Linked DNA regions of Homo sapiens: region 1 is linked to region 2. A link is a loop called in an ENCODE intact Hi-C map of the cell type or tissue named here. Cell type or tissue: adrenal gland. All regions are shown on one strand. Links, peaks and the distances in the headings refer to the core of each region. The heading gives the core; the rest is flanking DNA. Region 1 holds the start of YPEL2 (yippee like 2). Region 2 has its middle 49 kb from the start of MIR4729.

The links. Hi-C counts contacts between places; a loop is a spot of excess contacts. Peaks named below come from ENCODE experiments on the same cell type or tissue, not always from the same donor. Only the 100,000 strongest peaks of a DNase experiment are listed, where the experiment ranks them.
Region 1: it touches region 2 in a loop (3.0-fold over the local background); 35 of 110 quality-filtered maps call a loop at or near these places.

The regions. Positions count from the first base shown.
Region 1 is chr17:59,327,516-59,343,694 of GRCh38, reverse strand. It overlaps YPEL2 (yippee like 2), which reads right to left and starts at 12,040. Exons shown (of 5, transcript NM_001005404.4): 1 at 11,871-12,040. RefSeq lists an enhancer at 10,983-11,544 and a silencer at 11,755-12,274. In adrenal gland, for the core only: no CTCF peak of the experiment used is centred there; a DNase peak (open chromatin) is centred at 9,258; H3K4me3 peaks cover 756 bases; H3K27ac peaks cover 385 bases.
Region 2 is chr17:59,407,226-59,423,404 of GRCh38, reverse strand. No RefSeq gene overlaps it. Among named protein-coding and RNA genes, the nearest start is that of MIR4729, 49 kb to the right of the region's middle. RefSeq lists a silencer at 7,011-7,060. In adrenal gland, for the core only: no CTCF peak of the experiment used is centred there; no DNase peak of the experiment used is centred there.

The DNA of each region.
Region 1 (16,179 bases), core at 7,970-10,469, 83 kb after region 2:
ATCACCTCCCCACCCTACTCCAAACCTGTTTCCTACAGATCAAACTCAGTCATTATCCTGTGCTCCTTACATTATTCCAGCTCCTATAATGCCTTACCCTACCCTTCTCTGCCTACCTTATTCGTTAAGGGATGAGTAAATGCCTGCTCATCCCTTAATACTCAGCTCCAGTAGGACCCTAACAGAGCTGGTGGTCCCTTCTCCCAGCACACAAAAAACTTAATTTTTCTCTGGAATGGCATTTTATCACACTGTTCATGAGTCTCTATCCCCATAAGACTGGGAACTTCTTGCAGTCAAAGGTCCGGCCTTCCAGATCCCCCCAACCCCACCCCCAGTAGTGTCTACAGGACTCACAGCTCCAGCATACTGGAAATCCTTGATAAATGTTAACTGAGTAAAATGAATGGCCATCAGTGAAACCACACTGCCATGTAAAGCTGGTATTTTTTAAATCACCTTACTCAGTTTGCCACTCTCCAGTACATTTAAAATATCCAATCTGGGCATTACATGGGACTTACACACCATTAATGCTCTACAAAGTTAAAAAGCCAGTAAACTCTTGTGATGCCAACTCATTTGGGCCAGCAGATAGAGTATGAAACTCAGTAGGGCCATGAAATTACCCAGATGAGCCACACCACACAAGCCTCTGATGCTTTTACCTGGCTGCTGTCTGACAGCAGAAACGTTTCCTGCTCTGCCCTTCACACAGTCTGTGTATGCTCCCTTGGGTTAGCTTCCCAAGTGACCCTCCCAGGCGGGCAGGGACTTCCAGACCCCTAGTGAAAAGCTTAGAGTTCCAACCTAGGAGTCTTCTTCCAAGGTGGTCCCCACAAAACCCCCAGGACAGTCTGAACTGCTACCCCAGGCAAGAATGAGTCACAAAAAAATGAAGTGTCAGACTTGATTCAAACCAAGAAGGCAAGGGATCCCTCAACCCTGCCTTGACTATGCAGACGAGAGAGCCAAATGTGCCCTTTTCCTCCAGCCCCAAGAGACTGCCGCCCTTCAACACCAGTCCTTCCTTTTGTATTTGATCATGCTCAGAGATGATAATCCTGGTTAAAACAAAACAAATAGATTTTTCCCATGATCTGTGACCCAGAGAAAAATCTGGTCCATCTTTCTGTCCCCAGACAGGGCTATACTTAAAGTATAATGAAAAACAGCCATTTACAAGATCTAGGAAGAAAAGAAGGTCTTGGAAAATAGGGTAAGAGATACGGCCTATCTTCAGAAGTTACTGCACCAGGGAACCCTCCCCCTGGCCTCGTCCAGCCCCAACTAAGTCAGGCTCCCCTATGCCACACATATAGCACTATCCACAGCTGTACTTTTACTGAGGTGATTATTTGATTGTCATCTGTGTTTCCCACATTCAAATATCTGCTGAATACATGAATGTGTTGTAGACTTTGGGCACTGTGTGACCTTGATTTCTCTTTAAACTGCTGGTCCCCCAGGGCACAGCTGGGGCCCCAATTAGCTACAAACCACCCATCCTAAATCTGCCAATACAATTCTGTTGTTCAGCTGTCAGCATGCCTTTGGCTTTCTGACTTTAATCTCCCAATTCAAATAAATCCAAAACTCTAGACTCTGACATCTGTGGCTGGGCTCCCCGCCTTTCCGCAATTGGAATTTGGAAATTGAACTTTTTAAAAACTGAAGAGCAAAAAAGGGAAGAGGCACTTTCAAAAGGTTGCTTATATGTCTAAAGACCCAGCCATCGCCAGCCCAAAGTTGGAAGTTATTTTGTTCTGGGAATTATTAAACTGTCATCCAGTGGTGCCATTTACTGAGGGAGAGGAAAGGCGGTGGGGTGGGAAAGGGAGGAGACTCACTCTACAGCACATTTCTGGGTTTCTTCTCTGAATGGGAATAGCAGATAGATTTTAACAAGAATCGAAGTCCCTGTTCTCCTTCAATCCTCCTTCTTAAAAGTGCTTCCACCACGTGCCTCTGATCCTTTGAGGTCCAGCAAATGCACGCAGCCTGTTTACCTTTTTAATATAACTTTTTTTTTTCCTGAGACGTTGTTTCGCACTTGTTGCCCACGCTGGAGTGCAATGGCACAATCTGGCTCACTGCAACCTGCGCCTCCCAGGTTCAAGCAATTCTCCTGCCTCCGCCTCCCAAGTAGCTGGGATTATAGGCACCCGCCACCACACCCGGCTAATTTTTGTATTTTTAGTAGGGACGGGTTTTGCCATGTTGTCCAGACTGGTCTGGAACTCCTGACCTCAGGAGATGCTGGGATTACAGGCATGAGTCACCGCGCCTGGCCTTTTTTTTTTGAGACGGAGTCTCGCTCTGTAGCCCAGGCTGGAGTGCAGTGGTGCGATCTCCGCTCATTGCAAGCTCCGCCTCCCGGGTTCAAGCGATTCTCCTGCCTCAGCCTCCCGAGTAGCTGGGACTACAGGCACCAGCCACCACGCCTGGCTAATTTTTTGTATTTTTAGTAGAGATGGGATTTCACCTTGTTAGTCAGGATGGTCTCCGCCCACCTCGGCCTCCCAAAGTGCTGGGATTACAGGGGTTTCGCCATGTTGGCCAGGCTGGTCTGGAACACCTGACCTCAGGCTATCTGCCCGCCTCAGCATCTCAAAGTACTGGGATTACAGGCATGAGCCACCGCGCCCGGCCACCTTAATTTTTTAAAGTTCCGCAAAACAGCCGGGTGCGGTGGCTCAAGCCTGTAATCCCAGCACTTTGAGATGCTGAGGCGGGCAGATAGCCTGAGGTCAGGTGTTCCAGACCAGCCTGGCCAACATGGCGAAACCCCGTCTCTACTAAAAATACAAAAATTAGCCAGGCGTGGTGGCACACGCCTGTAATCCCAGCTACTTGGGAGGGTGAGGCAGGGGAATCACTTAAACCCAGGAGGCTGAGGTTGCAGTGACCGAGATGGCGTCACTGCACTCCAGCCTGGGCAACAGAGCAAGACATCGCCATTTCAAAAAAAAAAAAGTTCGGCTGGGTGCGGTGGCTCACGCCTGTAATCCCAGCACTTTGAAAGGCCGAGGTGGGCGGATCACAAGGTCAGGAGTTCGAGATCATCCTGGCTAACACGGTGAAACCCCGTCTCTACTGAAAGTATAAAAAATTAGCCGAGCGAGGTGGCGGGTGCCTGTAGTCCCAGCTACTTGGGAGGCTGAGGCAGGAGAATGGCGTGAACCTGGAGGGCGGAGCCTGCAGTGAGCTGAGATCGCACCACTGCACTCCAGCCTGGGCGACAGAGCAAGACTCTGTCTCAAAAAAAAAAAATAAATAAAGTTCCAGCTGGGCACGGTGGCTCACGCCTGTAATCCCAGCACTTTGGGAGGCCAAGGCGGGTGGATCACCTGAGGTCAGGAGTTCGAGACCAGCCTGGCCAACGTAGTGAAACCCTGTCTCTACTAAAAATACAAAAATTAGCCGGGCGTAGTGGCAGGTGCCTGTAATCCCAGCTACTCTGGAGGCTGGGGCAGGACGATCGCTTGAACCTGGGGGGGTGGAGATTGCAGTGAGCTGAGATCACACCATTGTACTCCAGCTTGGGCAACAAGAGTGAAACTCCATCTCAAAAAAAAAAAAAAAGTTCCACAAAATTAGTTGTTTCTCAGTCAGACTTCCCACTAGATTGCAAACCATTCCTGGCCATGGTTAATCAGACATGAGACCATGTCTGGTTAATCAGCCCTCATACGCAGCCCAAAGCTTGGCAAGAGGAGCTCAGAAAGCTCAGTAAGCCTTGGTTGGAGGAAGGTAGGAAGTGGGGGCAGTTTGGGAGAGAGACCCTGGAACAACTGCAGATAAACCTCCAGGATTCTACAATTTATTAATTCCCTGTTATGCGTCTATGAGGGGTCATATCTCAATTAATCCTCACAACAACCCAGGGAGACAGGCATTATGATGATGACCCCTGCTTTCCAGACACAGAAAAAGGAACAATTTGCCCAAGATCACACAATTAGAGAGGACCAAAACCAGGATTCAAATCCCCCGTCCCTTGCAAGTAGATCCTTCCTCCCCAAACCAGCCAGAGAAGAGTCTGAGGAAGTGTATTCTCAGTCCCTGAATTCCTTCCAGAGCTTCAAGCAGAATGGGAGAGTCTAAGTCAACTCAACATAATGCAAAATGAAGACGTCAAGTTCTCTCTAAACACCCTCAGACTCTCAGCTCAATGCTTCAACATTAAATTGCCGAAATGGGAGAAAACAAATGAGGGATGGGAATAACCTGAGCCAGAAGGTGGGACAACAGATTAGGCACAAGAAAAAGGGAGTTTTCAGCTCTTGTTGTACCTCTCTGCTAATGAAGCACTTAGCTTTAAGGCTGCAGTTAAGTGTGGGGATAACTTTTCCTCAAATCCTAACAGAAAAAAAGAGCCCCGCGAGCAAAACAAACTGCAAGCCCTATTTAATTTAGGTTTATGTAATGTGCACGTTCATACCATTAACGTAACCTGTCCTGAAAGTTAATTCATTTCTCTCTTATGGTTCATTTGGCAATGGGTCAATGTAGGGAGGGACCCCCAACAGACAAAGACCGAAGTGGTAAAAGAAGAAACAAGGCGTTGGGGTGGGGGTGGGGGTGGGGGGCGCAGATATCCTGGATGACGTGTAGGGGCAACACAAAGGAAAAAGCAAAAACAGAAAGAGCAAGGGCAAGGGGGCCAAAAGCCAAGGCTGCTTGGTAGCTCCTGCCAGAGGGATCAAGCACGACCTCAGTGGTTTCCAGACCTCAGTCATGTGTGGGGTTGGCTGCTTTAGAAGAACCTGGGAAACAGTTTTTCAGGGGTTGTTACTATTTTCTTGTTTTTGTTACAAATTCCCCATCCTGAAAATTCTGATTTTGTAGGCCTTTAGCAGGACGATGAATTCTTAAGGCAGCCAGCTTCGAGAATCCCTAGAGATAGCCTCCCTCCTGGAGACGCCTATGATCTGAGGCAATTAGCCATTGTGCAGTGCTCTTCACCCTTACTGTGAAGGAAGTCACAGTCCACTCCCACGGAGTGCTCTATCTGCAGCCATGGTAGCTGAGAACTACATCCCAGTGCCCTCTTTCCCCATCTCACGTGCTTCCTGAACATTCCCCATACACTCCCTCTTATATTCACACCTCAGTGCCTCTGCACAACTGTTCCCCATGGAATGTTTCTGTATGTGTAAATCCTCTTCATTCTTCACCAATCCATCTCAAAAATAGGGATCAAAATATTCCTGATGGGCAGGATCTGTTCCGTGCCTACACTTATTTGCCTCAGGTACTCCTGAACAGAATGTCTTGAGAAAACAAAATACCAATCACTAGAAAGGTCAGTATTTCCTAGAACTAAAAATTTCGTATCAGGTAAAACAAAGCCACTTTCTCTGGTGCAACTGAACTTGGTCACCATTCACACCCAGAAGATCATGTTTGAGCCTCAGTGGCACCCATCTGCCAACTGGATGTCAAGCCTTCCTTTCCCAGTGAGAAACAGACAAAGGAACTCCAGACACTGGAGGGTAAGCTCACATGGAGCCAGCAATCCAGTTTCGAATCAAAGCCACTCAGTCTAGACACACTGCTTTTAAGACCACAGGGGAGGGCTGACTCCTCTGTAGCTCAGGAGACCCAGGTATTGCTGAGCCATCCAGGTAACAGGAATGCAGGTGGCACTGCTGCACCTCGCAAGCAGAATGCTGCTCTGTCTCGTTTCAGAGAGAAGGTAGACTCTGCCTAGAATGGAGACATGGGCTATTTAGGGTTTAGATGAGGAGCTGGTATTATTCCAGAATGCGCAGCAGTAGGAAGAGGCCTGGGTCTGGGAAACAGAAGGTATGGTTTATAGCTTCCGCTTTGCCCTAATTAGCACTATGTCTTAAAGCAAGTCCTTTTTGTCTGTTTGAACCTCAGTGTGTATATCTCCAAAATGTTAACACCTAAACAGACTTTAATGCCCAACCCAGTATATACCTAATTAATAGAAAACAAAAATTACAAGGTTAACACTAGAAAAAATTAGGATGCAGGGCCCTACATAGTCACTAAAATCAAGCCACAAATTTCACTCTGTACTTCCTGGTAGCCAAAGCAAAAAGCATTTATCATTTATAGCATTTATAGCATTTATCATGCTATAAATTTCCAATTTCCACAAAAGAAAAAGCATACCAGGTTTTCAGGAGAGGCAAAGCTTTTCAGAGACATTAGGTTCTAAAAGAATTTCTCCCGGCCGGGCGCGGTGGCTCACGCTTGTAATCCCAGCACTTTGGGAGGCCGAGGCGGGCGGATCACGAGGTCAGGAGATCGAGACCATCCTGGCTAACACGGTGAAACCCCATCTCTACTAAAAATACAAAAAAAATTAGCCGGGCGTGATGGTGGGCGCCTGTAGTCCCAGCTACTCGGGAGGCTGAGGCAGGAGAATGGCGTGAACCCGGGAGGCGGAGCTTGCAGTGAGCCGAGATTGCACCACTGCACTCCCGCCTGGGCCACAGAGCGAGACTCCGTCTCAAACAAAAAAAACAAAAAAAAAGAATTTCTCCCATGAACTTCTTAAAGGGGGCATTGAATCTGTAGCTAGTCTTCAACAATATAAACCCTTATAAGAATTACAGTAACAAGTTATATAAAGCTATTTCTGACAGTGTCCTTCCATAAAGCAAAGGGCAGACACTGAAGCCCAACTCGGTAAAAATAACAACGGAGGGGCTGACATAATGGCACATGCAGATGGCCCAGCCTAATCAAGTCTAAAACCAAGAATCGCCACAGGAGCAGATAGAAAACTCGTCCTTCCAAAAACTTCTGTAACTGTTACTTCTTCCAGGTGGGTGTTGGGCAGCAGTCAGCTTGCGAATACATGGTTTCTAAATTCCATTCCAGTTCAAATAGATGTAAGTGGCATTTTCAGTCTTTACTTACTTATATTAAGAAGTCCTCCTCTGACCCCACCACACACTGTCCACTCCCAAATCAATGGATTGAGAATGGATTCCTCTGAGCCAGAGAGAGGGGAATCCACCTATTAATGTTAGTGCTGTTATTAATAGCTAGCACTGAGTGCTTAGGTGCCAGGCTCTGTACCTGGTTTCCCCTGCAGTCTCATTTAATCCTCCCATCAGTCCCGTGTGATGCAAACTATTATTAGTACCATTTTAAAAATAAGGAACAAAGATTTAGAGAATTTTAGTAGATTGCCAAGGTCACAGAGCTAATTATCCAGGTCTTTCTGATTCCAAAGTCCAGGCTCTTAGCCCCACATATAGTGCCTCCTGGTATTAATGAAATGTGATTACTGATAGAAATGCTAACATTTGTTAGAAGAAAACAAACAGCGAGGCCTAGAATAAGGTTACTGGGGTAGGTAAGAGTTGTTTATTATTAATGACAACAAAATAACAATGGAGCTTTTGGAGGCTTTGCCAACCTATAAATGGAATAAAGGAATGAAAACTATTGTGAAAAGCAGAAATAGTGCAAGTGAAAGTAATTCTGAGAGCATACTATATTATCCCAGAAAAAGAGAATTATCTTTTCCTCTTAAAGTATATTTCCTCCTCTAGAGATTCTAAACCTTGGTTCTCTTGGTCATTCACGCATTCAACCAACAAATACTTATCCAGTGTCTACTCCACACCAAGCATTTTCAGCAGCAAGCAAGACAGAGAAGCTCTCAAGCTTCCGTGTCGGCAAACAGGTAGATAATATATTTCCAGACGGTATTAAAGTGCTTTGAAGAAAATAAAGTTAAGGGGATTAAGAGAGGCTGAGGGGCAGAGAAGGGAGGAGCTGTTCTAGATAACTGGTCCGTCAGGAAGTAGCTCTGAGAACCAAGTGAGAGTCAGCCACGCAAAAATTTGGAGAAAGAGCCAGGCACGGTGGCTTATGCCTGTAATCCCAAGACTTGTCAGAGGCTGAGGCAGGCAGATCACCTGAGGTCAGGAGTTCAAGACCAGCCTGGACAATATGGTGAAACCCCGTCTCCACTAAAAATGCAAAAATTAGCCGGGCGTGGTGGGGTGCGCCTGTAATCCCAGCTACTTGGGAGGCTGAGGCAGGAGAATCACTTGAATCAGGGAGGCAGAGGTTGCAGTGAGCAGATCACACCACTGCACTCCAGCCTGGGCAAGAGCAAGACCCTGTCTCAAACAGAAAAGAAAAATCTGGAGAAAGAATCCTGGAAAGAGTTACTACCAGTAGAAAAGCCCTATGACAAACCTAAGTATGGCATGTTTCAGAAACCTCAGAAAGGCGAGCTTTTCTCAAGCAGGAAGAAGCAGAGTGGACAGGTTGGGGATTGGTAAGAGATGAGGCAGAAGATGGGGGAGTAGGACAAGCCGTGTGGTGCCTACAAGGAAAGGAATTAGATTATATCTGAAGGGCAATGGGAAGCCATTGGCAAATTGGCGACAAGAGAATAGCAAATTCTGATTTACTTTTAAGCTCTCCAGTGCTATATCCACAGCTCCCAGGTAAACAAACTCAGGCAGTACAATACTTCACAGACTCAAGTGTATCACCTTTTGTTAAGGACAATGTCACTGAAAACTAACAACTCTAAAAAATATCTTTAGCCTGCAGGCCCTGGCTGGCTTTCCATCATTACAGGCTCAAGTTGAAAATGATGCTTCTTCCTTTTCCAAAACTTTATACCTTTTTATGCTCAGGGGAATGCAGTTGTCAGAGCACCTAGTGGTTTGCCTGACAAACCCTAAGGAAATGCCAAGGTAATTTACAATGGGAATTGATCACATCCTCCATCTGAATCTCACTTCAACATCTCTTCCTTCTGGCTTTTCCAATCCTGGGACATCTTATCCCTTGCCATCCTTTTGTTGCTTTCTTTTCTCCATATGCTCAAAACTAAACATTCTGAATGTGAGTTGCTTGGCCAAACTGAACATTATTAAAGTTAATTTTTAAAATCCCACGCTTGATGCTCCCATAAGGCACACCTTTAGCAAGAAGGGCTACAGTGGAAGTTGAATTTGGATAGAGTCCTTTTTGAAGCTAAATCGCAGCTTTCATTAATTCAAATAAATGTATCCTACCAATATGTCTGGACACAATAACTAAGAGGGAAAAATCTAACCTGTGGCTGCATCAGGCGTGTGTGTGTGTGTGTGTGTGTGTGTGTGTGTGTGTTTGTGCCTGAAGGCAGATAACAGCATCAGAAACTGGATGCCTAACAAGATTCGCCTGCACACAGGGACTGGGCCATCACAATGGGAAGTAACCAGGACTGGGGTAGCCCAGGAGGTATGGGAACTTGTGCCTCTTATTAAGACCTGATGGTAGACAAACTCCTGACTCCTCACCCCCCCCCAAATAAAAAGAGTCACCTGCCTGCCTTCCCCCGAGGCTATGCAGTCTGGAATACACGGATACTAAACAAAATCAACCTCTTCTTCAGCTGGCCAATTGTGAATCTCCCAGGCACAATGACTGTGTGGCTGCCTCAAAACCGTGAAAATCATTACGACAATGAAGAATTCACATAATCTATGAACAGCACAGCAACTCACGCAACTCATCGGCACTACTCACATCTCCAACCCCCACACACCTAGAAACATCTCCTGGTACACAACACTGTGCAGCAGCCCTCAAACAGGCTGGAGTGGAGAGGGAGGGATACCAGTCTCTTAAAGCCAACTGCTTCATGGCAGTTGAGAACAAACAATACTGTGCCCTTAGACTTTTCAAAGCCTAAGCTAGTGTGATTGGCAGCTGAGTGATTTTGGGATTGCAGAGTATGGGGTCACATACCTGACTGCACTTCAGAGCCAAGTTAATACCTTTCATTGTTCACTGCCTCCAGTTCCCACTAGATCAGGGGCTCTTATCAAGCACCTGCATCACAATCTCATAGGTCCCCTGGTAAAAATGCAGATTCCTGTGGCCCACTGAAAATAAACATCTGCGGAGTAGCCTGACAAACTATTTTTAAACACTACCCAGGTCATCTTTATACACATTTAAGTTTGAGGACCTCTGCCTTAAAGCGATGCTTCTCAAACTATGGGTCAGGACCTGCTTGGTCAGGAAATCAAATTAATGGGTCATAACCAGCAGTTGATTTTTTTAAATGAAGTAGAAAAAAAAACCTTTAAAACAGAGCACACTGCAGGGAGTAAGGGTAATTATTGTTCTCTGAAACTTATTTCAGTTACAGACCTGTATGCAGTGCAGGTCCCACTCAAAGTCTGAAAACCATGCTCCTAGAGGGAAGAAGGAAAACAGTTTTCTCGCGCATGGTGTTTATTTTCCATTTTCCACCCCTAACTCTAAGCTTCTTGATTTTGGTTCAAGCACAGAAATATCAAGACAGATCCAAGAAATGCTGTCATTGAATGCTAACCTGCGGCGGCAAAGCCCAACTGAGGAAGCGGATGAGGCTCCCACTGCACTCCTGCCTGAGATCCTATCATGGAGCTGGGGACAGGGGATGGTGCCAAGGGGGAAGTCTGCACAGCTCTCCCCAGGCTGGGCCTGTTTCTGGGGAAAAGAACTTGCAGCCACTCAAAACACAGTTTAGAAGAATGAAAATGTTCCTCACCGGAGGCAAGACTCAGCCATTCATAGGCCCTGTGGCCCCCAGAGGCAGGAAAGCACGGGGGAGCAATAACCATGTGAAATCAAGTCCCACCCCAGAGCCAGTGAGGCGGTTTACTGAACTTCTTGCATCTTTAATGCTCTGTGAGGCACAGGGAAGCTGACCGCTACCCTTCTTGCCCAATGCTTTGGAACAAGGAAGAACAAGGAAGGAAGGGCAGGGAGGAAAAGACAGCTGTCTCGTTAGCCTTCAGATTCACCAAAGGCAAGGACTCACTCAAGAGCCTCCCAAGTTGCAAGGACAGCAAATCAGCAAGGAGGCCAGAAAGCAAAAACCCCAGCAAAGCTTCGGAGCAGTTCTCTGGGGCCTTTCACAGCGGCGGGACTGGGGGGCGGGCGAGGGTGCAGCTCCGCTCCAAGCGGAGGAAAACAAGACACTCGCTCACCTGGCTTTTTAAACTCTCGCAGCTAAGACTGAAGGCAGAGGTAGCAATCTTCCGGACAAGAAGTCCAGAAGAACAGGTGTCCCCCACCCCCGCACGCCCCCAAGACCGGAGAAAAGCCCACCACTCCGGGAAAGACACCAGAGGAGGTCGGCGGCCAAGCAGGGTGAACTGGAAGTGGCGAAAGGTCGGGGCCGCCCCTAAGCGCCAGCTCCGGGGAGGCGCTCGCGGCAGAGGCTCCCGCGTTCCGTCGGGCAGGACCTCGCGCCCACCCCCTTGGCAAGGACACCGGGGAGGCGCCGAGACGCGGCCAGGGAGGAACTCGGCTGCGGTTACCTCGACCCGGGTCGGGGCAGACGACGCGCTCCGAGAAATTTCGAGGGCGCCCAGTCCCACAGTGGAAGGCCCCCAGGGCGGCGCCCCTGGACCTAAGTGTCCCCAGGACTCTCCGAGGGAAACGCGGCGTCACGAGAGGACGGAGGGCGTCCCCAGCCCCACCCGGACCCCATGGAGTCCGAACCCATGGGGACGACGCGGAGGAGGAAGCGGCGATTCCAGCTCCGCACCCCCGCCCCAAACCTGGCCCCGCAGACTCGCCCAGCCCCTGGCGCGCGTCTCCCGCCCCGGCCGGGGGTCCCGCGCCCTTGGGCTCCCTCCGCGAGCGGCCGCGGGCCCGGCAGTGTTTGTAAACAAACCGGTCACGTGGCCCGGCGGCCGCTCCCCGTCCCCGGCGCCCACGGGGACCCCACGCGGAACCGAGGGCGCCGCACCCCCAACCCCGCGCAGGCCCGGCCGGGGGAGTCCGGAGGCCGGGGCCGGGGACCCAGAGCCCGAGCTGACAGCGCGCCCCACGCCCACGCGCGCCCGGCCCGCGCCGCACTCCGGTGCACTTACCCGGCGACAGGCGGCCCTGTCCGGCCAGCGTGGGGCTTGGCTCCGCTGGGGTGCGCAGCGGCGAAGCGCGGCCCGGCTGGGGCTCGGGCTCCCGGCACGCTCTTAAAGCCACAGTCTCCGCCACCGCCGCGGCCGCCACTCCGCATCCCTCCGGGTCCGGGCCGGGGGCTACCCCGTGATGGACGCGCCCCCGCACCTATCCCCTCGGCTCAGCACATAGCAACACGCCGCGGGTTGGCCGGGCGCAGCCGCAGCCCATCCGCGCAGAGCCAATCATCAGAGGACGGAACTCCGCCCCCCGCTTCCCCGACCGCCCACTCCCCCACCCCTCGGCCCGGCCCAGCCTGGGCTAGGGGAGAGCGGCTGGTTAGGGTCCCGCCCGTCCCGGCAACTTGCCGGAGGGCAGGGACCCAGAGTGCCAAAGCTGGGTGGGCTCTCAGCGCCTAGGAGGAGGCCGTTTATTTGAGTTTGGGGTTTGTCCCCAGGGCAGGGCTGGGATTCCCAGAACCTGGGTTGTATTTTGGGGCGGGGGGATTTGCAGTGCATCTCCCTGGAGGCTCAAGATAGTCATTCCTTTCTTACGTTTTAAACCTCGCCCTAAGCCATAGCCTAAGTTACCAGAAGTGGCCCTCAGGCCCCGGGTAATTGAATTTAAAATGATAGGGGGGAGGGGGGAGGGATAGCATTAGGAGATACACCTAATGCTAAATGACGAGTTAATGGGTGCAGCACACCAACATGGCACATGTATACATATGTAACAAACCTGCACATTGTGCACATGTACCCTAAAACTTAAAGTATAATAATAATAAAATTAAAAGAAAATGATAGTGCTAGTTGCACCCAGCCCACCCATGCCTTGCTCAGAAGCCAGGCATTTCCCCTCTTCTCTCTGCCCTGCTAGTAATTTCGGCGAATTAAAAGTACGAAAGGGGCTTAGTGGAATTGAAGACCGCCCCATTGCTGCTAATTTTCCATGACTTTCAGAGGCAGATGACGGTAATTAGAGTGGGATGGTCCGAGTGACCAGAGGGGAGGAGTCCACGTTCTGGGTCACCGGGGTGGTGCTTTTCAAGGAAGAGCAGGTTAAAAAATAACCTCGTGGCAGTCAGGAAACCAGGGAGGCACCAGGTGGGTGGAGTGGGGCAGTTTCCCAGCAGGAAAACAGGACAGTTTGATAAAGAATGTTGGCACGGACAAGGTGAACAAAGCAGGTCCTGCCTTTCGCTCAAGACACTGGGGTTCCGCAGTTCCTCTGGGAACTCTTCCTCCAAGGAAACTAGTGTTTTACTGTGCAGCCATCAGGATGTGAGGTGCTGCAGGAGGTGCAGCTGACTCTCCGCCTTCCACACACTGGTTTGCACGTACACCCAGAATGCTGGCTCACCTGCATCTCCACCCAGCTGTTTTTAAAATATGCTTGGTCAACCAAATTGTATTCAGTTAATATCTATTGCATGTGAATCCAGTCACCAAGGTTAGTAAAAACAACAAAACACCCCAAATACCTCAGTATTGTGGGGCTGACATATCAGCCTCAGATTTGCAGTTTCAGTGTAAACAAAGGCTATGTCCTGGTTCACAACTGACTAGTTTGGAGAGTCTAAAACGGGGGGGGGGGGGGAATGCTTTCAGATGAGAGGAATCACAAACAAGAACTGTTTAGCATTTAATCCTTAATCTAAGATGTGATGGATTCTTTAGATTAGTAAGAGCTTGCCGTCTCGCCCTGATCTGCTTCTTGAGCAAGTTTCTTTGTCTCTCCAGGCCTAGGTTTCCACAGTTTAAAACAAGGAGGGTTGAAATAGGATGATCTCAAGTCCCTTCCAGCTCTGAAATTCTAAGTAGGGCCAGAAAGTCATGTTTGTTACAACGTTTCCGCAATATTGTGTGAGCGAATATTTGTGTTGCCACATCACCACTTCCTAACAGTAGATGCTGAATTAGTTTAACACCCTAGGATATTGGTATGTTATGTAACAAGACTGGTGGCTACTGTTTCTGTTTAAATAAAAGATAACGTTAGCTAAAGAAGACTAGCCTGATACAGTGGTTTCAGAGGGAGCTCTGAGGACCCCTTCAGGCCTGCTGTGTGTATGCAGGGGACTGGAAGAGGCCCCAGACCTTAGGGTCAGGAGACAATAAAACCAGCCAGCCGGCCAATAACAAAAAAAGTGTTAAGCCTGATCATGCCTCCTCCCAGTCAAAAAGAGCCAAGCATTTTGAGCTGGTAAAGGAGAAGGGAGAGGTGAAACAATGAAGTAAGTGAAACAAAGTAATAGATGCAACTTCTCTGAACCCAGAGGGGGCACTTGAATTGTCCCTCAATACATTTTCTCAGTGCCTACTATGAGCAGAATTCCCTGCTTGACTTGGATGATAGTATTCTGAAGAATCTACTGAGAGGAGAGACGCTGAGGCCAATGGAGAGTTGGTGAAATGAGACAGATGTTTATCCTGGAAAGCAAAAAGAGATGGAGAGAGAGAGAGAAATAAACAGATCTGTTCAGAGTCAGCCAAGGCTTAAACAAACAAACAAACAAAAACCCTTGCTGGTAAAAGTTTGAGAGATTCCTGGCCTCACAGATTATCAGCCTGCCTTTGTCAATGGAACAGTACCTCTGTCTCCTCTGTGTGAAGCCAAATTCATTCATTCCCAGAGCCTTCACGGAATTATTTTCCAGCAACCTCTCACTAATCCCATCTTCCCGCTGTTGCCATATTGGTGCTACTGCTGCTGTGAACAGAGTCACTTTTATGTGTTCACCTTACTTAACCTCTCAACCTTCACATTATTAATTTGAAATAATTAATTACATCTTCCTTCCCCTCACCCGCCATCCCCCAGTTCATCAACAGGTCCTGTCAGTTTCACTTCACAAATATGTATTTGCTGTGAACACATCTGCCTTTGCTGCTGCACCCTGGTTGGAGCCACCAACATCTCTTGCCTAGAATAAGCAGCAGCTTCCCAACTGATCTCCCTGCTTCCAGCCCATTCTCTGTGCAGCAGCCAGATGGTACTTCTAAACAAACTCCTTCTGGTGGCCCACAGGCCCTAGTAACCAGGCCTGCCAACCTCTCTGGTCTTCCACCATCTGTCCTTTGCTCAAACTGCTGCAGTCAAGCTGGCCTTTTTTCTGTTCCTCGTCCTGTTGTAGGGTGTTTGTATTTGCCATCCCCTCCACCTGGAATACCTTGCCCCCAGAAGGCTGCCTCTTCACCATTTGGTTCTGAGGTCAAATGCCAGGTGCAGTGGCTCATGCCTGTAATCCCAGCACTTTGGAAGGCCAGAGCAGGCAGATCACCTGAGGTCAGGTGTTCGAGACCAGCCAACATGGTGAAACACCGTCTCTACTAAAAATACAAAAATTAGCTGGGCATGGTGGCGGGCATCTGAAATCCCAGCTTCTAGGGAGGCTGAGGCAAGAGAATCGTTTCAACAGGAGGCGGAGGTTGCAGTGAGCCAAGATCACACCACTGCACTCCAGCCTGGGAGACAGAGCAAGACTCTGTTTAAAAAAAAAAAAAAAGCCTCCTCCAGAGAGGAGGACTACCCATTCATACATGCCATGCCCCCTTTCTATCATAACCCCAATTTATTTTCTTCATAATACATATCACTCTCTCAAATAATCTTTTTCATTTCTTTGTGCTTTTTTTTTTTTTTTGGTCCCATCCAGCTCTGAAGTGTAAACTCTGTGTAAACATCAGAGGGACCTGTCTGTCTTGCTTCCTGTTGTGTCCCCAGTGCCAAGAACAGTGACTAGCACTCAACAAATTTTTGAGTGACTATCTGAACAAATGCATGAATGTGCCTACTGCCTCATATCTTTGTCCCTGCGGCTTCTTTCACTTGGAATATTGTTCTCTCCTTTACCCCCTTCCCCACCCCTCAGCCCTTTCCTCTCATCCCATCTCAAATCCATTTGCCTGATGATTCAGTCCAAAGATTGGATCAAGTATCACTTCTGTGGAGGAATTTCCCGTAGCCTCCCCAGAAAAATTAATTTTCCTTTTCTTAGTACCCTACATAGCACTTTACTCAGAGCTCCATTACATCACCCCACACTCTACACTCCCAATTAAGAGTTATCAGTTATCTGTCCTCTCTGCCAGTCCTTCTTGGGCTGGAACCTTATCAGATCGTCCTTGTATTTTCAGCACCTGGCACATGGTAGGCCCTCCCTAAGGGTTTATATCTGAGTTGAATCCAGTGGGAATCCAAGCAGAAATTGATAGGATCTGTTCTCAGAGTATACTGATCAACAGATAGAAGTCTTACTTTGTAGTATGATAACATTAA
Region 2 (16,179 bases), core at 4,915-7,414:
AAGTGAGCTCAGGTCTCTCTCACTGACCTCCTGCTGAGAATTGTAGGCCAAGGTGGCCGGGCTCTCCCTTCCAGCCTAAGTCAGCTTCCTTCTGAGTCAGCATTCTTCACCTCCCTATTAATAGCCACTGCTTTGGCTGACTCCATGCACAGTATGATTACAGTTTAATAATACGTCTCAAACCAGGAAGCAGTCACCTTCCTGGAGCTGGGCTGTGGAGGGCCCCCAGAGCAGAGGCTCCATCCCAGAAAGCAGAGGCCAGAACAGCTGCAGAGAGGCTGGGGAGACAACGTAATTGGCCTGCAAGACAAGTCACTGCTTTGGGGGTTCTGTCTCACTGAGCTTCCTTTTGTTTAGGGCAGGAGACATGGACACAGGCTAACTTTCATTTTATTCTCACAGATATTCTTGGGCAGGACTGAAAAAGTGTGGCTATCTTATCCAATTATGCAGACCCCTCAGCTCACTGGAACGGCCAGTTCTAGGCCAACCTGGGGTTAGCCCCTTCCAGTGTCACCTTTTCCCTGTCACGACAGTAACACTGTGGCCTACTTAAAGAGGCTCAGGGCCAGGTGCAGTGGCTCACACCTGTAATCCCAGCACTTTGGGAGGCCAAGGTGGGCGGATCACGGATCACCTGAGGTCAGGAGTTCAGGACCAGCCTGGCCAACATGGTGAAACCCCATCATTACAAAAATACAAAAATTAGCTGGGCATGATGGCGGGTGCCTGTAATCCCAGCTACTCGGGAGGCTGAGGTGGGAGAATCACTTGAACCCAGGAGGCAGAGGTTGCAATGAGCCAAGATCGAGCCACTGCACTCCAGCCTGGGCAATACAGTGAGACTCTGTCTCAAAAAAAAAAAAAAGGATCAGATTGTCCAGATGGGATGGGATGCTGAGACCAGATTGAACCCCAGCAAAAAATAAATAATTTTTTTTCACTTCACCCCTCTTCCCTTTCTCTGTTTCTCCCCAGGAAAGGCAAACAAGCTAAACGTGCTTTAGCATTAGATCATACTGAGAAGCAATGAAGTCAGGCCACCCGGTAATTTGTTCCAGACTTCCCATCCCTTGTGGGCCCTGAATGGGCAAAACATACAGGTTTAGGAGCCAGACATCCTGGGTTCAAATTCTCACTTAGCCTCTGAGCTGAGAGGGCTTAGTAAATTTACTCCACTTTTCTGAACCTCCATCTTCTTATGTATATAAAAGGGATAATAATATATCCTGAAATGATTTTAATGCAAATGAAATGAGACAACTTTAAAAAGTATGCCAAGTACTGTGCCTGGAGTATAGTAAGTGATCAATAAACTGTCTTAATTTCTCTTTTCAAAAAATAAAAAATGGGGAAATGTGAGGACAAGCCAAGATCATCCAAACCCCTCACACTGGTGGGAAAACATGACCAGCACCTCTCAGTGTGCAGGCCCATGATGTAAACGTCTGTGGTATGAGGGCCCATGAGAACAAACAGAACGTTGTTTCTCTCCTCTGGATTCATACCATTCAGAAATTCCAAAGAGTGGCACAATCTGGACCGTGACAGGTTCCACTGAAGCCAAAGTGAGGCGTCTCCTGGCTCCATTTATCCTCCCTGTTAACAGTTCTCAGAAGTCTCATAGTTCATAGGCTGGGCGTGGTGGGTCATGCCTGTAATCTCAGCACTTTGGGAGGCCGAGGTGGGCAGATCACCTGAGGTCAGGAGTTCAAGACCAGCTTGGCCAACGTGGCAAAACATCGTCTCTACTAAAAATACAAAAATTAGCCGGGTATGGTAGCAGGCACCTGTAGTCCCAGCTACTGGGGAGGCTGAGGCAGGAGAATCACTTGAACCCGGGAGGTGGAGGTTGCCGTGAGCCAAGATCGCACCACTGCACTCCAGCCTGGGTGACAAAAGGGGACTCTATCTCAAAAAAACAAAAAACAAAAAACAAAAAAGTCCCACAGTTCATAAACAAAGGATGGCACCATGAAAAACACAGGCAAGCCGAGGGTACAGAAGGGCTTCCATGAGGCTGGGTGTTTATCTATATTTCAAGGTCCCCCTTAAAAGAAACAGGTCAGCCAGGCCTTTGGGTGAACCCTGCTATCAGGAAGGCCAAAGGAGAAACAAAATATCATGGGTGCCCTGTTTTTCAACCTGCTGAGAAATAACCTGCCCCCAGACACCTGATTATTAGATGACAAATAATGGTCTCTTTAGCCCAGTCCCAGTTGGCGTCCCTCAGCAGCCTGCAAGTCTGGGGTGGGTGGGGGTGGGGTCGGACTTTGTTCTTGCCACAGCTCTCTTCCCTCTTGCTTGCCAAGAGCTCACATATATCTGATGGGAGCCAGCCAGCACTGCTGGCAGCACAAAGTGGGGCCAGCCCCCCCATGACCTACCCTCACCCAACATTGCCCCCAGCTGACTAGGGGCTTCTGTGGCAGAGGAGAGAGCGGGCACTGAATTGACTTGGGCTCATTGCCATAGAGGCAGCCCAGAATTCCCCTCACCTCAGTAGGCAAAAGAGTGGTCCTTGTGTCCTTTGTGTTAACTCTAACCTGGGTTCTACCTACAGGCAGATGTTGAGGGGGATGAGAACGCTGTCTTTTTTTTTTTTTTTTTTTGAGATAGGGTCTCATTCTGTCACCCAGGCTGGAGTGCAGTGGTGCAAACACAGCTCACTGCAGCCTTGACCTCCCTGGGCTCAGGTGGTCCTCCCACCTCAGCCTCCTGAGTAGCTGAGTCTACAGGAGCATATCATCATGCCTGGATAATTTTTTAAAATTTTTTGTAGAGACAGGTTTTCGCCACATTACCCAGATTGGTCTCAAACTCCTGGCCTCAAGTGATCCTCCCCTGTCAGCCTTCCAAAGTGCTGGGATCACAGGCATGAGCCACCACACCCAGCCTACACCATCACTTATTTACATGCCACAAAGACCGCCCAATTTAAGGATCAGCTACCCTAACACCATTCACTCCTGCTGCCACTCAGCAAATAGTTTTTGAACATTTACCTTGTGCCAGCACTGTTCTAGGTTCTGAATGCACATTGGTGAATAAAACAAGATTGTCTCTGCCCTAGGGGAAGAGCCAGACAAAGAACTTGAAAATTAATACATAAATAATTGCAAATTGTGAGCAATGCTATTGAGAGAAGTACTTGGGGACAGTGATAGAGAATAACGGTGGTGAGGGGAAGGTGTCTGATTTAGATGAGAAGGTGAGGGAGGACCTCTCTGAGAAGGTGACATTTAAGGACTTGGGATTTCCTCTTTCTCCTCAGCTAAAAGTTCTCTCAGTGAAAGGCTCTGAGAAGAATGAAAAGGTACTTCAGCCAGAGGTGCAGTAAAAAGCATTCTGGAGACTGGGCATGGTGGCTCACCTCTGTAATCCTAACATTTTGGGAGGCTGAGGCAGGAGCATTGCTTGAGCTCAGGAGGTCGAGGCCAGCTTGGGCAACATGGTGAAACCCCATCTCTACAAAAAATACAAAAATTAGCCTGGAGTGGTGGCACGCACCTGTGGTCCCAGCTATTCGGAGGCTGAGGAGGGAGGATCACCTGAGCGCAGGAGGTTGAGGCTGCAGTGAGCCGATATCACATCTCTGCACTCCGGCCTGAGTGACAGAGTGAGACCCTGTTCCCAAAAAAAACAGCATTCTGGAAGGAGAGCAAGGGCTACAGAACCCTCGTTCCAAGTTTCCTGCTGTGGATGCATTTACCCTTTCTGCCCCATGCTCAGCATCCATCTTTCCTCCTTCCCAGGGCCTTTCTAGCACCTTGTCCTGTCCCCTAGCATGTTCTCTTCTCTGTGAGGACATTGCTCTTCCTTGCATGACATCTGACATGGACATACTGTCTTTGAAAACACTTTTTTTTTAAGACAGAGTCTCACTTTGTCACCAGGCAGGAGTGCAGTAGGGTAAACTCTGCTCACTGCAACCTCTGCCTCTTGGGTTCAAGCAATTCTCCTGCCTCAGCCTCCCAAGTAGCTGGGATTATAGGTGTCCGCCACCATGCCTGGCTAATTTTTGTATTTTTAGTAGAGACGGGGTTTCACCATGTTGGCCAGTATGGTCTCAATCTCCTGACCTTGTGATCCACCCGCCTTGGCCTCCCAAAGTGCTGGGATTACAGGTGTGAGCCACTGTGCCCAGCCTGAAAACACTTTTCTCTAGAGACCCTACAATCCTGGCCTTGAATCTCTGCAAGTCAAATAGTTCTGATCTGTAGGAGATAAAACTTGCCATTCCTCCTGGGCCAGCAGGCTGATTACAGAATCTGCTTTCTATAACTCTTTATCTCAGGACTGTTTTCCCAAATTAGCATTAGCTAGGTGGCTATCAGGCCATCTGCCCCGAGTTAAGGAGTTGGCCCCGAGATTGTTGTGAAAGCAGCCCAGACATTGCAGCCAAACAGACCTGGGATGAATCCTAGCTCCTTCTTTATCAGCTTTGTGACCTTAGGCAAGTCACAGGGCTTCTCTGGGCCTCAGGTTCCTTACATGCAAGATTAGGAGGAGGATAACATCTACTCCCGCAGAGTTGGCACAGCAATTAGCTAGGAGGCATGCAAGATGGATGGAAGTCATATGTACTCCACGAATGGGAGTCTTTGTTATGACATCAACTATAAAACAATCTGAGTAGAATTTTGGCAGTGCCTTTTATGAAGGTGACTGATTGCTCCATTAAGAATGGTGGCCAGGTTTCCATTTCAGCAACCATTTGGCCACAGGAGCTTTTTATTTTTTATTTTTTAATTTTTTTGAGACGGAGTCTCACTCTGTCGCCCAGGCTGGAGTGCAGTGGTGCGATCTCGGCTCACTGCAGCCTCCGCCTCCTGGGTTCAAGCAATTCTGCTGCCTCAGCCTCCCGAGTAGCTGGGACTATAGGCGTACGCCACCACGCCTGGCTAATTTTGTATTTTTAGTAGAGATGGGGGTTTCACCAAGTTGGCCAGGCTGGTCACGAACTCCTGACCTCAAGGGATCCGCTCACTTTGGCCTCCCAAAGTGCTGGGATTACAGGCGTGAGCCACCGTGCCCAGCTGACAGGAGCACTTTAATCTGGGGATTGCTACGAACCAGGTGAAAGGAGAACACTTTGGGACCTGGGAAAAGGCATGGCTCCCAGAATCCCAGATTGCTAAGAATTCTGAGAAAAGTCTAGTCCAAGTTTTTACTATCAGGCAGGATTGAATTTAAATCTCAGATATGGGTAAGCATATTTCCAGAACTTAAAATGAAATAAAAAGTAAATCTCAGACAGATGGAAATATTTCCAATACACAGTTGAACAGCCATCTCAAATGCTGCCATGGCTGTACTGCGTGATAATATGCTTTATTGTAATTACTTCACTCAGTCATTTAATTATCAATTCAAAAACATATTTATGGCCAGGCGCGGTGGCTCACTCCTGTAATCCTAGCACTTTGGGAGGCCGAGGTGGGCAGATCACCTGAGGTCGGGAATTCAAGACCAGCCTGACCAACCTGGAGAAACCCCATCTCTACTAAAAATACAAAATTAGCTGGGCGTGCTGGCACATGCCTGTAATCCCAGCTACTCGGGAGGCTGAGGCAGGAGAATCACTTGAACCTGGGAGGTGGAGGTTGCAGTGAGCCGAGATCTTGCCATTGCACTCCTGCCTGGGCAACAAGAGCAAAACTCCATCTCAAAACAAACGAACAAACAAAACGAAAAACAAAAAAACGTATTTATGGAGCACCTACTATGTACCACGTACTATTCAAGGCATGTGGGATATACAGGCAACGAGACAAGGTCTTATTCCTTGTGGAAACCACTTACACGTAGAGATAAAGTAAGAAAAAAAAGAGACGAAGAGAAAGAAAAAGGAAAGGGCTGGGTGCAGTGGCTCATTCCTGTAATCCCAGAACTTTCGAAGGCCGAGGTGGGCAGATCACTTAAGTGTAGACACTCGAGACCAGGCTGGGCAACATAGATGAGAACCTGTCTCTATAAGAAATACAAAAATTAGCCGAGTGAGGTGGTGCACACCTGTAGTCCCAGGTACTAGGGAGGCTGAGATGGGAGGATCACCTGAGCCCAGGAGGTTGAGGCTGCAGTGAGCCAGGATTGTACCACGGCACTCTAGCCTGGGTAAAAGAGTGAGACCCTGTCTGAAAAAAAAAAAAAAAAAGGAAGAAAGGAAGGAAATGGTGATAAGTGATATGAAGAAAATAAAACAAGGTAATAGATAAAGAGTGACTGGAGGAGGAAGGGGTGAGGTGGGGCTAGAAAGGGCCAACATTTGAGCAGAGACCTGGTGGGTAAGAAAGAGCCAGGTATGAGAGAACCCAAGGAAAAACCATCCTAAGCGAGGAGTGCCGAGATCAGCTCGGTCAGGGAGACCCTAACCCAGCTGCGCTAGAGGAATTAAAGACACACACACAGAAATATAGAGGTGTGAAGTGGGAAATCAGCGGTCTCACAGCCTTCAGAGCTGAGAGCCCCAACAGAGATTTACCCACGTATTCATTAACAGCAAGCCAGTCATTAGCATTGTTTCTATAGATATTCGATTAACTAAAAGTATCCCTTATGGGAAACGAAGGGATGGGCCAGAATAAAGGAATAGGTTGGGCTAGTTACCTGCAGCAGGAGCATGTCCTTAAGGCACAGATCGCTCATGCTATTGCTTGTGGCTTAAGAATGCCTTTAAGCGGTTTTCCGCCCTGGGCAGGCCCGATGTTCCTTGCCCTCATTCCGGTAAACCCACAACCTTCCAGCGTGGGCATTGTGGCCATCATGAACATGTCACAGTGCTGCAGAGATTCTGTTTATGGGCAATTTGGGGGCCAGTTTATGGCCAGATTTTGGGGGGCTTGTTCCCAACAAGGAGACCTCAGTACAAAGTCCCTGAGCAGAAACAAGCTTGATGTGTTCAAGGCACAGAAAGAATGTCCAGGTGCTTGTGGTCACGAGGCTGCGAGTGACAGACAGAATATGTAGGACCTTGAAGATTCTGAGTTTCATTCTGATTGCAGAGGAGCAGCAAGGTCTGCTTTATACCTTGAAAAGCTCACTGTGGCTATTCTTGGAAATGTACTATAAGGGGCATAAGTGGAAGTGAAGAGACCAGATAAGGAGGTTATTGCCGGAGTTCAGGCAAGACATGGTGGCTTGAATCAGATTGTAGCATTGGAGATGATGAAAACCCGTCAGATTTGAGACCTCTTTTGGGGGCAGAGCTAACAGGACTTGCCTAGGGGTTAGATATGGGTGAGGCGTATTGACAGAGAGGAATCAAAGCTGACTCCTGGATTTTGAACCTAGTAAACTGGGAGGATGGTGATGCTTAAATTAGATGGGATTGTTGGGAGAGATTACTTATTCCATGTCTTCCTCCTCCTCTAGAGAAGCTGGAGCTATTCAGAAGCATCATTCGTTACTTCCATAGCTAAAAAGTACAACAAATCTTAGTCGTGGCCCATGAGGATCAGCTCACAATGTTCTTAGTACTGCAGCCTTCTCCAGGAGTCTGCCCTCAACCTAGTGCACATCCACGCGATGACCCAGGCCAGGAACTTGGGACCCAGGCTACAGCCCTCCCTTCCTCTCACTAAAGGATAAAAACAGAAAAGTAGCTGAGCACTTCCGGTGTCAGACACTGTGCTAAGCACACGGATCTCATTTGATTTTTGCCACAACCCTGTGCTGTAGGTGCCATTATTATCACCATTTTACTAATGGAGAGACTTAAAGTTAAGCAACATGATCAAGTTCGCTGCTAGGAAGTGTTGGGTGGAGCCATAGCCTGTGAGGTAACCAAGCTACTACCTCGTGGTGAAACAGCCCTTGACTCCCATGGCTCTGCCTTCCTTATCTGTTTCTTCCTCTCTGTCCCCAGGGGCACTGCCCTTGGTTAGGCATTTCACTTTTTCTCACCTGCATTATTGCTACATCCTCCTCAATCACCTCTCGCCTCCATCCAGCCTCTGTGCCTCTCTGTAGTCCTTCCTTCCATAACTGTCCAAGTGGAAATGTGATGTGTATCTGACAACGTCATGCTTCCGCTCGAAAATCCTTTCCCCCCACCCCGTAAGTAAGGAAACAAGCTTGAAATTCTTTAATGACTTCTTGATGCCTATGAGTTAAAACCTAAACACCTTACAAGGCCCTTCAAGACCTGGCGCCAACCTCCCTGTGTGGCCTGATCCTCTCTTCTGCTGTTTCCCTTGAACTCTGTGTTCCAGGCATACCAGATGCACTTGAAGTCTCAGGTCTGAGGACTGGGCCAGATGTCCCCTCTGCCCACAATGCCTCTTCCTTTTCTCTTCTGTGCAACCCCTGTGCATATGCACACACACGTGTTACACACACATACACACACACACAGCATATCCATTTGGTGATTCCCACAAATTCTTTGAGACTCAGCTCTGAAGATGCCCCCTGGGAAGCTCTTCCTCACACTCATAATCAGATATAGGCACCTATTCCTCTGACACCACCCCTTCAGCCCTCTGATGAAGCAAATTATTTTTTATTGTAATTTTCTCTTTACAAACTGTCCGTCTTAGAGAATATAAGGTCTGTGAGGGCAGGAACCATAGTTATGTTGTGACTGTTGTATCCTCAGCATCTGTACATGTTCATAAATATTTGGCTTTTTGTTATTTATTTTTTTCTTTTTTTGACACAGGGTTTTGCCCTTGGTGCCCAGGCTGGAGTGCAGTGGCGTGATCTCAGCTCACCGCAACCTCCGCCTCCCGGGTTCAAACGATTCTCCTGCCTCAGCCTCCCAAGTAGGTGGGATTACAGGTGCCCGCCACCACGCCCGGCTAATTTTTGTATTTTTAGTAAAGACAGGGTTTTGTCATGTTGTGCAGGCTGGTCTCGAACTCCTGATCTCAGATGATCCACCCGCCTCAGCCTCCCAAAGTGCTGGGATTACAAACGTGAGCCACTGTGCCCAGCCTAATATTTGTTAAATGAATAAATAAATGGCTTCTTAAAATGAATTGATCTTCGAAGTAGATTCTGAAATCTTGGAAACACTTTGTCCTCACATTTTCCCTTTGTTGGACTTATTTCCCTGGGGATTTTTGCTATAGTGGGGCTTGGGTTGGAGGCTGAATATCTGGTGGTTAAAATATAGACTCCAGGCTGGCCATGGTGGTTCACATCTGTAATCCCAGTGCTTTAAGAAGCTGAAGCAGGAGGATTTCTTGAGCCCAGGAGTTCAAGGCTGCAGTGAGCTATGATTGCACCACTGCAATCCAGCCTGGGCAACAGAGCAAGACCCTATCTCTTGAAAAAAAAAAAAGAAAAAAAAGAAGTCACCATCTCAGCCTCTGTTTTATTTATTGTAAAACTGAGTTAATAATAGGACCTACCTTAGAGGGTTAATGTGAAGGCTAATGAAAAAGTACATGTAGGCTGGGTGCAGTGGCTCATTCTCTAAGAGTGCCTGTAATCTTAGCACTTTGGGAGGCTGAGGCGGGCAGATTGCCTGAGCTCAGGAGTTGGAGACCAGTCTGGGCAACGTGGTGAAAACCAGTCTCTACAAAAATACAAAAACTAGCCAGGCATGGTGGCGTGTGCCTGTAGTCCCAGCTACTTGGGAGGCTGAGGCATAAGAATTGCTTGAATCTGGGAGGCAGAGGTTGCAGTGAGCCAGAATCACACCACTGCACTCCAGCCTAGGTGACAGAGCAAAACTCTGTCTCCAAAAAAACCAAAAAGTACATATGGAACATTTGGTGTCTGGCACAGAGTGAGTGCTCAATACAAATGAGCTATTATTAGCAGCTATTTTCCTGACAGCTTCACTTGACCCCATTGTGTCACCATCACTTTTTGAACCAAATGTCTGGAGTCTGGTTCTCAAACATGGGCACTCGATTTCAGCAGGCTTTACATTTGCCATCGTACTGGGTCACACTGTATACTAGGCCTTGGGGGAAATGGATCCAGATGGTGTCTGAAACTAGGGAGTAGCCTTTTGCTTGTAAGTCATTATTTATTGCCTAGAAACGAAAAGTAAGCATTACCCACCAGTCAGCAGATTACCTGAATTCTTCAAAAGTCCCACCAGTCTATTCCCTGCTGCCCCTCGCTCTTTCTCAAATTTGGTCAAACAGAGGTGACTGGTGATTGTTGCAGCAATTTCCCCTTGGAGGAAAGGAAGTGGGACGCACAGACCCTCAGAGTAAGCTGCCGGATGTTTTGCTCCTTCCGTTGGCTACACAGGGTGTGTAAGAAAGCAACTCTGGGTAGACGGAGACCCCATTGTGACAGTCCCATACACAGCTGGAAGAAATGCCTTTCTTTCAATACTCAGGCAGAAGGAGGAGGTTGTAGTCTCCATTCAGGCTTGAGTTTTCTAGATGCTGGTTCAGCAGCCTCTTTGAGAGGTCATAATAGTCTCACTGGAGCCTTGAACTAAATAGCCCAGATTATAAATTGGGAGATTGGCCAGACATGGTGGCTCACATCTGTAATCCCAGCACTTTGGGAGGCCAAGATAGGTGGATGGCTTGAGCTCAAAAGTTCAAGTCCAGCCTGGGTAACATGGCGAAACCGCGTCTCTACCAAAAATACAGAAAATTAGCCAGGTGTGGTGGTGCACATCTGTGGTTTCAGCTACTCAGGAGGCTGAGGTGGAAGAATTGCTTAAGCCAGGGAGGCGGAGGCTGCAATGAGCCAAAATCGTGCCACTGCATTCCAGTCTGGGTGACAGAGTGAGACCCCATCTCAAAACAGACAGATAAATAAACAGCAAATTTGTATGCTAATGAAGTGAGGAGTGACATGATTTAAAGTAACAAAATGACTCCTCAAAAGGATTAAATGACTCTTCATGTCAAATGACTTTTTTTTTTTTTGAGATGGAGTTTTGCTCTTGTTGCTCAGGCTGGAGTGCAATGGCAAGATCTCGGCTCACCGAAACCTCCACCTCCCAGGTTCACGCAATTCTCCTGCCTCAGCCTCCAGAGTAGCTGGGATTACAGGCATGTGCCACCACGCCCGGCTAATTTTGACTCCCAACCTGAGGTGATCCACCCACCTTGGTCTCCAAAAGTGCTGGGATTACAGGCGTGAGCCACCGCACCCAGCCTTTTTTTTTTTTTTTTGAGATGGAGTCTCACTCTGTTGCCCAGGTTGGAGTGCAGTGGCATGATCTCGGCTCACTGCAGCCTCTGTCCCCCAGGTTCAAGCAATTCTCCTGCCTCAGCCTCCCATGTAGCTGGGATTACAGGTGCACACCGCCATGCCCAGCTAATTTTTGTATTTTTAGTAGAGATGGGGTTTCACCATGTTGGCCAAGATGGTCTTGATCTCCCAACTTCATGATCCACCTGCCTCAGCCTCCCAAAGTGCTGGGATTACAGGCGTGAGCCACCGTGCCCAGCCATCAAAGGACGTTTTAGAGCCATTAAGAAATAACATAATTTTGGGTCAGGGGTGAGGTCTTCTTTTAAATATGCAATCGTTTTGTGTTTTGTTTTGTTTTTTTTTTGAGGCAAAGGCTTACTCTGTTGCCCAGGCTGGAGTGCAGTGGTGCAATCTCGGCTCACTGCAACCTCAGCCTCCCAGGTTCAGGCAATTCTCATGCCTCAGCTTCCTTCATAGCTGGGAATACAGGCATACATCATCATGCCTGGCTAATTTTTGTATTTTTAGTAGAGACGAGGTTTCACCATGTTGGCCAGGCTGGTCTGGAACCCCTGGCCTCATGTGATCCACCTACCTGGCCTCTCAAAGTGCTGGGATTACAGGCGTGAGCCACCACACCTGGCCTAGTTTCTTATAAATTTAAACCTCCGCCTTACCATATGACCCAGCAACTCCACTCCTAGAAATTTACCCAAGAGAAATGAAAATGGAGGCACAATATCCATAAAAATCTGTACACAAATGTTTATAGCAGGTTTTTCAGAATAGCCAGAAACTGGAAACAAAACAAATGTCCCTCAACTGGTGAACATATGATGGCATATCCGTACAATGGAATACTATTCAGCAATGAAAGGAACAACCTATTGATCCACGACCATAATGAACCACGACATTATGGTTGAATCTCTAAAGCATTATGCTAAGTGAAAGAAGCCAGACTCAAAACGCTTTGTATGGCATTCTGAAAAAGGCAAACTATAGGAACAGAAAACAGGATTGTCAGGGGCTGGGGCTGGAGGAGAGAGGTGATTACAAAGGGGACATGTGGAATTTTTTGAGGTGATGAAAATATTCTGTATCTTGACTGTGGTGCATGACAGGTATACATGACTGTGTACATTTGTCAGAACTTGTAAAACTGTACACCTTTATAATTATGTATTTATTTAGAGACTGGGTCTCACTCCATCACCCAGGCTGGAGTGCAGTGGTACACAGCCTGGAACTCCTGGACTCAAGTGATCCTCCAGCCTCAGCCTCCCCAGTAGCTAGGACTACACGTGTGAGCTACCACACCCAGCTGATTTTTAAAATTATTTTTGTAGAGACAGGGTCTTGTTACGTTGCCCAAGCTGGTCTCAAACTCCCGGCCCCAGCAATCCTTTCACCTTGGCCTCCCAAAGTGCTGGAATTACAGGTGTGACCCACGGCACCCACCTTTTTTTCAAAGGTGAATTTTACTGTTTGTAAATTATATCTGATTTGAAAAAAATATGTGTATCTATCTCTCTGGCTCTTGAGTTTCATAATCCTAGGCCATCAAGGGTAAGAAAAAAAAAAAGAAAAAAAAAGAAGATTCTCAGTAAGGGCAAAGTATTTGGGAGAAAACACCATAAAAGAAAGCCATATTTTCCCACCTCCATCTCTCACTTGAAAGGAAAGGAAAGAGATTCCCTAGAGCAAAGAACAAGGAATAAGAGAGATTAGTGGGGCCTGGAGATGAAGAGGCTGGTCCTAAAGGGACCCCGCTGAAAGTTTTGCAGTCCATGCTCACTGACTGTGCAGCCTCTGACTTCGTGGGCTCATACATTGCTTGCATCCAGGCTCTACTTGTGAGAACTTCCTTTGGGCAACAGAGAGCACACCGCCCTCTGACCAGCCCCCTGAAGGGATTCCTGTTTGTGCTCCCAAGACTTTGCTCAGCATCCTCTCCAACATAGCCCATGTGGAGAAATCTGCCGCTTTGCTACTCCATGAGTAACTGCTAATCACCCCATTCTTCCCACCACTTGTACTTAAGTTGGACTGAATGGAACCATTTGAGGACCTTCCTTGCCCCCCCAACACTGGTTGTAGAAAACATCTGTCTACATGCTTTACTTAGGTTTCCCGTCCTCTAAGCTTCTCTCTCATTTACCTTAGAGTTTCCAGTGGAATAAGGTAAAAGCTAAAGTAATCTTTCCTTTCTCCCGCATATGTTCAATAAATATCATGAGTTTCCTTTTGGGTTAGAGTTGAAAGGAAGAATTCTTTGAGCATCTGTATATCCACTTGATTATTCCTTCAGCAACCCTTCATTGAACCTTTAGTCTGGGTAGCTGTAAAGAAAGAGTCTGGGCTGGGCACAGTGGCTCACGCCTGTAATCCCACTGGGAGGCTGAGGTGGGAGGATCACTTGAGCCCAGGAGGTCAAGGCCACAGTGAGCTGTGAACATGCCACTGCATTCCAGGCTGGGCAACAGAACAAGACGCTGTCTCTAAAAAGAAAAGAGTCTGGGTCCCTGCCCTCAAAGAAGGGCTAGGGAGGGACACAGATAATACAACTCGATAAGGACCATACCAGAGGCCTGGGCCAAGTGCTGCAGGGACCCAGTGGAAGAGGGGCCATGGTGGCAAGGCCCATGGGAAGCCTTTCTAGAACTTTACTTTCTAGTCCAACCAGTAACTGCTGTGGCAACACAGATCTTTCCTTCACTGGGCAACTACCCACTCCCCTTTTTGCATAAGCATTCCCAGGGGGACTGAGAAAACTCCCTAAGGGCAGAGACCTTGTCTGTTTATCCCTAGCATAAAGCCTAGCTCATAAATATTTGTTGAAAGAATGTGTGAGTGATTGTCTTTGGGGATATTTAGCATTTGCCAAATTCCCTGGAAAGAAATATAAAATAAAACATGTTTAGAAAGAACATGCTGGGAGCTAAATGATGAGAACTTAGAACACAAAGAAGGAAACAGACACTGGGGTATACTTGAGGGTGGAGGATGGGAGCGGGGAGCGGAGCAGAAAAGACAACTATTGGGTACTGGGCTTAATTCCTGGGTGGTGAAATAATCTATATAACAAACCCTTGTAACATGAGTTTGCCTATGTAACAAACCTTCACATGTACTCCTGAACCTAAAAGTTAAAAAAAAAAAGTACATGAGAAAAAAGGGATCATTATCATCCATGATATTAAGAATCCCTCTCCTCTGTGCAGTGTTTCACATACATTTTCTTTTTTTCTTTTTTTTTTTTTTTTTTTTTTGAGATGGAGTCTTGCTCTGTCGCCGAGGCTGGAGTGTAGTGGTGCAATCTTGGCTCACTGCAACCTCTGCCTCCCAGGTTCCAGCGATTCTCCTGCCTCAGCCTCCCAAGTAGCTGGGATTACAGGCATACGCCACCATGCCCAGCTAATTTTTTTGTATTTTTAGTAGAGACACGGTTTCATCATGTTGGCCAGGATGGTCTCGTACCTTGTGAGACTCAGTTGACCCATCTATAAAAAGGGGTTACAGGCCGGGCACAGTGGCTCATGCCTGTAATCCCAGCACTTTGGGAGGCCAAGGTGAGTGGACTGTTTGAGCCCAGGAGTTTGAGACCAGCCTGGGCAACATAGTGAGACCCTGTCTCTACAAAAAAATTGACCTCAGGTGATCCACCCGTCTCAGCCTCCCAAAGTACTAGGATTACAGGCATGAGCCACTATGCCCGGCTTTCACATGCATTTTCTACTTTGAGTAACATAAATCCATGCCTTGCCCTCACACTACTGAAGCAAAAATCATGACCATTTCTTCAGCTATACAGTGCCAGGCTTTCTCTATGTGCATGATCTCACTTAGTCCTCACAGTAACTCTTTTTTTTTTTGAAATAAGGTCTTGCTCTCTTGCCCAGGCTGGAGTGCAGTGGCACAATCATAGCTCACTGCAGCCTTAACCTCCCAGGCTCAAGCAGTCCTCCCACCTCAGCCCCCCAAGTAGCTGGAACTACAGGTGTACACCACCATGCCTGGCTAATTTTTTAATTTTTTTGTAGAGACAGGGTCTCACTATGTTGCCCAGGCCGGTCTCAAACTCCTGGGCTCAAACAATCCACTCACCTTGGCCTCCCAAAGTGCTGGGATTACAGGCATGAGCCACTGTGCCCGGCCTGTAACCCCTTTTTATAGATGGGTCAACTGAGTCTCAGAAGGTAACTGATCTGGCCAGGTGTGGTGGCTCACGCCTTTAACCCCAGTACTTTGGGAGACCAATGTGGGAGGATCATTTGAGGCCTGGGCAACATAGTGAGACTCTATCTCTACAAAAATAAAAATACAAAAATTAGCCGGGTGTGGTGGTGCAGGCCTGTAGTCCCAGCTACTTGGGAGGCCGAGATGAATAGCTTGAGCCCAGGAGATTGAGGCTGCAATGAGTTATGACAATGCCACTGCACTCCAGTGGCCTGGGTGACAGACCAAAACCCTATCTCTTAAAAAAAAAAAAGGAAGGTAACTGATCTATCCATGGTCACACATCTAACTAGCAACAGAACCAGGTCTGACTCTGGTGCCCGAGTTTTAAACCACATGCCTGTGCGTCTCATGCCCACTGGTAGAAAAGTCTTTTGCAGGCATTCTCCACCAGGCGTGGTGGCTCAAGCCTGTAATCCCAGCACCATAGGAGGCTGAGGCAGGTGGGTGATGTCGGGAGTTCGAGACCAGCCTGGCCAACATGGTGAAACCCCATCTCTACTAAAAATGCAAAAATTAGCTGGGCATGGTGGCACACATCTGTAATCCCAGCTACTTAGGAGGCTGAGGCAGGAGAATCGCTTGAACCCAGGAGGCAGAGGTTGCAGTGAGCTGAGATCGTGCCACTGCACCCCAGCCTGGATGACACAGTGAGACTGTCTCCAAAAAAAAAAAAAAACAACAACAGGCATTCTTATGTTGAGTTCTGTCTGCCTCGTCCCACTGCTTGCTTTTTCAAGCAAGCCTCCCTCAGGCTAAACCTGGGTTTACCCAAGGCAAGAGGAAATGTCTGATGCACTGGACTCAGAAAGTCCATGCCAG